2 separate regions of the Mus musculus genome follow, and region 2 is linked to region 1. A link is a contact called in ENCODE POLR2A ChIA-PET data. All regions are on one chromosome and are shown on one strand. The core of a region is the stretch at or near the end of the contact, and the rest is flanking DNA. Distances in the headings are between cores, read along the strand shown. Region 1 has its middle 18 kb from the start of 1700127F24Rik. Region 2 holds the start of Nudt14 (nudix (nucleoside diphosphate linked moiety X)-type motif 14).

Region 1 (3,964 bases), core at 389-2,888:
CCCCCCAATCCTGCTGTATAGCCCAGGGTTGCCAGAATTCTGGATCCCCTGCCTCAGTGTCTCAAGCGCTAGGATGACTGGCACCATCAAACATGGTTCTTGTTTTCAGTTTCTATTGCCATGGCCCTGAGCTGGGAGAGCCTTTTCTCAGCTGTGTGCAGTCACACAGCCAGTCATGGGTGTTCTTCATTTCCATCAGGGTGGCTTGGGTCTTTGTGTTCCTTTAGACCCTTTCCTGGGACTCTGCTTCTACACTCTTATTGCCTGCTGGGCTCATTCACCACTTCCTCCATTGGACGTGACCTTAGCCTCTGTGTCCCAGCTGGATCCCTCGGCAGGAGCTCCTGTCTGATTCTCCTGCACTTCTGTCCTCCATGACTCTGAGGCTGCCTCTGCCTCTGCGGACTTTGTGTTGCCTTTCGACAGGCTTGTCAGTCTTGCTCACGTTGGCCATGATGAGCAGGCAAGAGAACCGCAGTTAACAAGCCGACAGTGCTGTGGTGGTGACACTCATGCAGAAGACATGTCCTGATGCCCAGCAAATGGCTTAGCCTTGGTGAACACCACTACAGCCTGTGTTCCTGGATTGGGGGTGGAACTGGGCACTTCTCTGATTGGCAGCTGCTTCCTGAGGGCAGGTACTCAGGCCAACCCAATGCTCTGGACTTTGTAAATGGCTCCCTTCTCTCTCACCACGGGGTCTATGACATGCCTAGCATCACAAGCTGTGATAACCTGGTGAATCTCGGATGAACAAAGTTCATGAAAGAGGGGTATCCTCCCGACAGGCTCCAGAAGAGTCCTGGCTGAGAAGCCACCAACAGCCTGCTTCCCCAATCCCACATTCTCAAACCTCTGCTCTGGAGAGTCCTGAAGTTCACGGTTCCTCTCTCCAGCTCCAGGACAGTGGTGCTGCTTCCTCCTGGTCAGTGCCTTGCTGCTGGTAGGAGGAAGTTCCTGTTTGGCTTTATGAGAAGTGTCTGCTTGATTTCCTGAGTGGCTGCAGCCCTTGCTGGGATCTTGCAGGGCTGGTGTTCTGCAGAGATGGACTTCTGAGCTGACTGACACTTTAGCAAGCCCAGTCTTCTGAGCTGCCGGAGAGCTTTGGTCCTCTCTCTACTCTGTGGCTTTCTCCCAGTAATGCCGTGCTGATTTTAAAATTAGCTCGCTCATTTCCAATTATAAAGTAGCACTTGCTCATTTGGGGAGAACTGTGAATGGACAGGAAAGTACAGAGACTGTGTGAGCGTCGGGGGTGGGGTGGGACTCTCATCCCACCACGCAGAAACAAGAGCAGTGGTCCCGGGCTTCCCCTATGCTTGGTTCTCTGTTCTCTTTACATGTGTTTGTTCCCATGCAAGGCTACATGGCATAGGTCATACAGTCTCACCCTCCGTCATGCTCAGCTCATGCTTTGTGGTTTTCTGCTGACAGGCAGAGCATGTCCGTCACCCTCGTCCCCGGGCTGCTACTGGCATCGGATCTTTCCCCAATGTTCTTCTTTCTCCCCACTGAGTCCTTCACCCCCACTAACCTTGTATCCTGCAGCCTGGCTGGCTTCTCTTGCTTGTCTCTGCTTTTGAGAAACAGCCCAAGCTCCATTGGTGGAGATTGAGTCATCTGGCCAATTTGCTGTTTAAATTCCTAGACACTAAATTGCTGGGTTGCAGGTCACAGAACATTTAGAATCCCTGCTGCCAAATCGCTTCCAAAGCTGTTTTCTGATTTATACACAGGAGAGCTCGGCTCTGAAGCCAACCAGTTGAAGCCTGTCACAGGAGAGTTCTGAGATGATAGCATCCTCCTCCTGCACCCCCACCACAGCAGCCCTGTGGGGTGCCTGAGCATCAGCAGCAGGGCTAAGAAGTGCCAGGAGAGAGTCCCCATCTGCATGGCCTGCATGGCCTGCATGGCCTACATGTAGCCCATTGTAGGCGGGCACAAGAGCACTGGAATTGCCTGACCAAGAGCTTCCACCTATGGAGGAATGGCAAGAAATGAGGACCACGGACTCCCACCCCCTTCACACTGCTGGCCCGCCCATGCACGTCCTTATGGGTCCCTCTGACTTTCACAACTAGGTGGTCTTTGGTTCTGTCAGGATGAACCATGTGAAAGTGCTTTTTTTTTTTTTTCAGTCTAAACAGCCACATGGTGGCAATTCTGTGTGATTCCTTCTACTTAGGCATAGCTGGAATTCAGTCAGCCTAGTCTGGGATGCCCCAGTTCCCCTCAGCCTCTAGGGGTACAAAGAGGGAAAGAGGTTGGCCCACCACTTAGAAGTTCACCATGGCTGGGGAATCAGCCTGGTCCTGCCTTCAGGATGTCTATTCTGGATTGACGCCTCTCCCTCCTCCTCCCCCTCCCCCTCCTCCTCCTCCTCTTCCTTCTCTTCTTCCTCCTCTTCTTCCTCCTCCCCCCTCTCCCCCCTCCTCTTCTTCCTCCTCCTCCCTTTCCTCCTTCTCCTCTTTCTCCTCCCCCTCCTCCTCTTCCTCCTCCCCCCTTTCCTCCTCCTCCTCCTCCCCTCTTCTTCTCCTCCTCCTCCTCCTCCTCTCCCTTTACCCTCACCTTCTCCAGAAATAGTGAACCGCCCCAGGGCTTTCCATGCTATAAGTCCTCCAGGAGTCCTGTGTTAGCCTGAGGACCTCACCTTTGCTCTCCCTGGCCCCTGAAGCTTCTGGCATAGCCTGACCCGGGCCATGCAAAGGCGACTCCATCTCATTCTTCACTCCCCCGCTTCCCTCACCTGCTGTAGCCAAAGAACTCCCAGGCTTGATGCTCCTTCCCATTGGCCTCCCTCTTTCTGGAACCATGGTCCAGACCATAGAGTCAGGCTGGGCTTGCATGCTCAGGTGAGAAATGGGCCCAGACCCCCAGAGTGTACTCTCACACATATGCAAAGAGTAACTGTCCAGCATAGCTTGGTCAGCCTCGTTTGTGTCCTAAGGACATGGTCAGAGCAACCAGGGCTTTGCCAGCATTGGACTCGGCTTTGCTGTTAAGTTTACCCCACCCCTGCTGCCAACCACAGCCTTGGATATTTTGTATGAACGGAATCATTGCCTTTTATATTTATTTTTTAAATCTTTATTGGTTATTTTATTTATTAACATTTCAAATGTTACCCCCTTCCAAGTTTCCCCTCAACAAACCCCCTATCCTATCCCCCTCCCCTACCTCTATGAGGGTGCTCCCCCACCTGCCCACCCACTCCTGCCTCAGTGTCCTAGCATTCCCCTACCCGGGTCATAGAGCCTCCACAGGACCAAGGGGCTCCCCTACCATTGATGCCAGATAAGGCCATGCTCTGCTGCATATCCAGCTGGAGCCATGGTCCGCCCCCCCATCTGTACTCTTTGGTTGGTGGTTTAGTCCCTGGGAGCTCGGGGGGGGGGATCTGGTTGGTTGATATTATTGTTCTTCCTGGGGGGGGCTGCCTTTTAGATTTAATTTGGGATAATGATTGGTGGCACCAGGACCAGGACCTTGTTGGAGGCTGTTGTGTGGCAGACCAGACACTGTCCATCAGGAGAAGCACACTTGAGGACACTCCAGTCTGGGTGATCATTGACAATATAGTTATGAATGTTCATGAATGAGACTTTGTAGGCCTAGATGTTCATCTCTCCTTTCTCAATATCTAGGCGTGTAATTGTTGGTTCGTGTGCAAAATCAGTGCTTCCCGTTGGAAGGATCTGCAGAAGGCTCCAGAGCAGCTTCTGTGCCACCACTGCCCCTCTAGCAGCACAAGTACTTCTCTCTGTTCAGCCTCCCTAGTCCTCACCGACATCTTCTTCCCAAAGCCACTCCCCTGAGGCCAATGTGGCATCTCCTAGTGCTTTGATTTGCATTTCTCTATTAATTTTGCCATTTAAAAGTATCTGCATGTGTGTTCAACTCCCACTGAGTGGTCCCGACTAGTCTAGAATCACTCTGTAGACCAGGCTGGCCTTGAACTTAAAGA
Region 2 (3,964 bases), core at 671-3,170, 48 kb before region 1:
TGCCTTGGGATCCTCATGTTGTACAGTATCCTTAAGTCCCCGGACCTACTTCCTGTCACCCCACTAGAAAAACACAGAACCTTGGCAGAACCCAGCACCCATCTAGACACACCCAGACCCTGGGCACCGCCCAAAAGCATTTTCTATCCCTGAGCCAGCAGAGGTCAGACCATCTGTGCCCAACAGCTCTCTGGGTATAGGACCTGCCCTACTGTGTGCCTGCTTTGTGTTCACATGGGGCCCAAAGAGGCAGAGAGAAATGTAGGTGTGACTGCTTAAGGAGCCTGAGGTGAGGGTGGCCCTAGTTATGAGGGCCCCCAGATGTGATCATATTGTCCTGAAAGGATGGAGGCAGAGTCCAGAGACCACCAGCAGAATGTCAGAGAGCAGGGAGCCAACAATGTTTTGAAGGTAGGGGATAGACCACATGCCAGAGTGGGACTTTCTAGGATCTGAGAGACAAGTCTGGAGACACCCAAATCCCAGCCAGGGACCTTGTGTTGGAGTCCCAGCATCCTGAACTGACTCTATAGAAGTTTGTCTTGCTGAAAGACAGCAGATGTAATAACGCTGACTTGTGGCCTCGTGTCTCATGATGTCTGCACTGTCCTGGACATGTGTTCAACGGGGTCTTTGGAACTCCAGGAAACGGCTTGCCGAACACAGAGATGGTTTCTCTAAGTCTTGGGCATTGGCAGCATGGTGCCTTCCCACCTCACCCCACCCACTTTTGACAAACCCCTCTCCATCCAGGCTCCTGCATTGCTCCCATGGGGACAATGATCAGCTATCTAACAGTACCACTCTGGGCCCTGGCCAAAGCCCCTTGGACAGACATATTTCTTGCTCCTGCACACAGGTAGCCCTTTCCTGTGGCCCAGGGATCCCAGAAACTCTACTCACCTCAGTTTATACTAACATTCAAATGTGACTTTCCCCCTACAATGATCTGTAGAGTTGTGGGGGCTTTCTGTTTTCCTCTCAGGCAGGCCCAGTGAGCACAGGTAGCCCCCGGCCAGTGACACTGGGCCCTTTAACATCTTCCTTTGCCTGAACTACTGGTTATAGCAGTGAGAACTCTGTGACTGGTCCCTATTGTCTACACACACTCTAGGGAGAAAGTCTGCCAGGAGGCCTCTGAAATAAAGGAAGACACCTGAGGGCTTTGGTTTCGGGGACTAGAGGAGCTCTTGGTTGATAGTCACTCTGACCTCCAGGACACTAGGTGGCCAGGCCAAAGCCTGGAAAGTTCAGTACTTTAGGAGAGGGATGTGTGTGTGTGTGTGTGTGTATGTGTGTGTGTGTGTGTGTGTGTGTGTGTAGTCTTTAAGAATGGCTCTCTGTGAACCATGTGTCCCATATAGTGAAGTCCTCTCTCCTTGAATCTAGAGTGGCCTGGAACTTTGGATGCATCTGGATTGACATAGTGATGGAGCAGATCTGGGGCCCTGAACAGCTGTTGTGAAATGTGTGCAGCAACATGGCCTTTGTGAAGAACAGAGACAGGAAGTCGCACTTTCTCTCAAACAGGGTCAGGTCAGCCTCTGTGTGGCTAGTGCTCTTCCCGGGGCCTTCCTTCACCAGCCTTTTCTCTTCAGATTTGTCTTCTATTCTCCCCTTCTGTACGCTTCAGTGGGGGCCCTGGCTCCCCAGACTTGGGAAGGGGGTGAGTTTGTTGCTAACCCCGGCCAAACAGACTCCCGCTCAGCTGACCTACCCCGGTGATCCCCTCTGATTTCCACCCGTTGGAGGCTTCATATACTACGAAGCCCTCTCCACCCTACTCAGTTCGCTTCCCCTTTATGCTGGCTTGGGGACTTGTCTGAAAGCGCCTCCCTCGCGCGCAGCACTCCCGCAGGTGCTACCTGGACTCTGTGGCCCGCCCTCCGCCCCGCCCCCCGGCCCGCCCCGCGTGTGAACTGGGCATGCCCAGAAGTGCGTAGACGCGCCCGCCGGCTTCGATCCGCGGAAGAATCTGCTCTGCGCCACCATGGAGCGCATCGACGGGGTGGCCGTGGGCCTCTGTGCCCATTCGCCCTACCTGCGGCCTTTCACGCTGCACTACCGCCAGGTGATCCGCCCCACTCGCGTGTCTCCGCGCTCTCCCCCCGCCCCCCGCGTTGCGGCCCCGGCCCCGCCCCCCGAGCTCACGACTCCGCCCTGAGCGGATTCTCAGAGCTTGAGCTCCGCCCTCCTGCAGTCCTGACGGCCAGTCGGTCAACCCGGAATGGCCAAGGAAGGACATGCAAAGAGAATCGCTCTTTCCTGAGGAAGATTTGACTGGCCCTCCATTTCTGACCGCCCATCGATACTTTTATGCAGTTAGACCCATTGATTACTCTGGGTATCAGGGCAGGAAAACTCTTGGATCAGGGCAGGAAGAACTCTTGGGGAACCCCACAATTGCAGATACCCTCCTTGCGCCTTCTTTCTAGCTCCTCCTTCAAGCCTTAACAGAAAGTCTGCTGTCACGAAGAAACCTCTTCAACTCAGTCTTTCGCAGCTCCCAGGTGTCTGTCTCCCAGAACAACAGGGCCATACATAGCTATCTCACATGACACCGTTGGGCACCTAGTAGGCACACAGAAAACATTTGTTGAACCTACTTGCTGCCTCTTCTCTTTCGTCTTACCCCATGGTCTTCCTTCTCCTCTACCCTGCATGGCCCTGTCTAGTAGGCCCCTGGCACGTTGCCCATTTCCATTCTCTATGCTGTCTGATACACAATTTTCCTGACCTGATCAATGTAGCCCTGACTGGGTTTCAGCTTAGATCAGACCGCCCAGGGCTTGGCGTTTGCCCAGCTCTCCCACTCCATTTCTCTCACCAGTGTTGTGGCCTCCAGCCTGCAAATTCCCTTGCCTCTGGTGTGTCTGCTGTGTGGAGGTCCTTTCCACCTACCCACTAGGCTAGGGAATTCTTCTCCCAGAGTGCAGTGAGGTAATACAGGCTTGAGGGAGCAACTGGGTTCAGTTGAGGAACAAAGGGTAGAGACACGGGGTGTGTGTGGGGGATCACACTTCTTTTCCCTTTCCTCGGCTGGTGACATGGGGTAGCCATGTGGCTCTTTCATACCCAGGACCTGGGGTTCTGGTGGGCTGTGGACGGTCCAGGCTGGTTCGTTCGCCCTCACTTCCTGGGAAGTGCTGTGGGGTGGCTTTACAGCTTTGGCTGGCATCCCACCAGCACATTTCCGCTGATGGCATTGGTAACCAGAGCTCAGTTGAGCAGGCAGCGGCCCGCCATAGCCATAGTCATAGCTGGGAGGGGGGTGGGGGTTGGGGTGGAGGGTAGGCAGCATTTCCTCGGGAACTGAAGGATACTGGGCTGGGCTGGGTTTGCCATGGTAGGGGTCTGCAGCCTTTAACTGCCCCAAAGCAGCAGTGGCCCTGTATAGAATGTGCCCACTGCTACATTCTAGAACTGTCTCTCCCTCCCAAGGCCCATGTCAGCATCTCTGGCCCTACTACCCACAGCTCTGACAAAGTGTTTGATCCTGAGTCAAGAGGGTCCTTGTAAGTCACCTAGGGTGACCTCCCTGAAGGAAAGCTGTTGGGGTAGGCAAGACAGGCTCACTGCAGCCTGGGCAGGCAGCCTTCTTTGGAGCCTGCCTAGGTGGCTGGATATCGGGCAGGCCTGGGCTCGCCTCTCGAGGTGGTGCTTCAACGGCCTCCTGGGCAGCCTGCCCTGCCCAGGACATTGGCTCTCTTCTCCCCCTAGAAACCAGGCTGCTGCTACCCTCTCAGGATATCTCTGCCTGCAGTCTCAAGTCAATCTTTCTGTGAGACTCTCCTGTCATTGACAGCAGTACCCTTTTCCTCCTGAGGAAGCCCTGTGGCTCTCTCCTCAGTGTCCTCCCTCTTTGTTGCCTGGCAACACACTGTCTCTGGGACCCAGGCCCCTGCCTTTTTATGCAGATTGTTTGGAGCCCCTGCATCTGTGGTGAGCTGGGCTGTGCTCATGA

The links. ChIA-PET counts read pairs that join two places held with the same protein, here RNA polymerase II (POLR2A).
Region 2: POLR2A ChIA-PET joins it to region 1 with 13 read pairs in Patski. The contact joins the promoter of Nudt14 here to the enhancer-like site in region 1. POLR2A ChIA-PET finds 5 or more read pairs at or near these places in 2 of 5 experiments (Patski and embryonic stem cell).

Annotation. Positions count from the first base shown.
Region 1 is chr12:112,892,137-112,896,100 of GRCm38, reverse strand. No RefSeq gene overlaps it. Among named protein-coding and RNA genes, the nearest start is that of 1700127F24Rik, 18 kb to the right of the region's middle. Within about 2 kb of position 1,638, at least 1 of the 3 ENCODE cell types and tissues checked has a DNase peak (open chromatin) inside an H3K27ac peak, as active enhancers do.
Region 2 is chr12:112,940,098-112,944,061 of GRCm38, reverse strand. It overlaps Nudt14 (nudix (nucleoside diphosphate linked moiety X)-type motif 14), which reads left to right and starts at 1,920. Exons shown (of 5, transcript NM_025399.4): 1 at 1,920-2,071. The coding sequence starts at 1,991.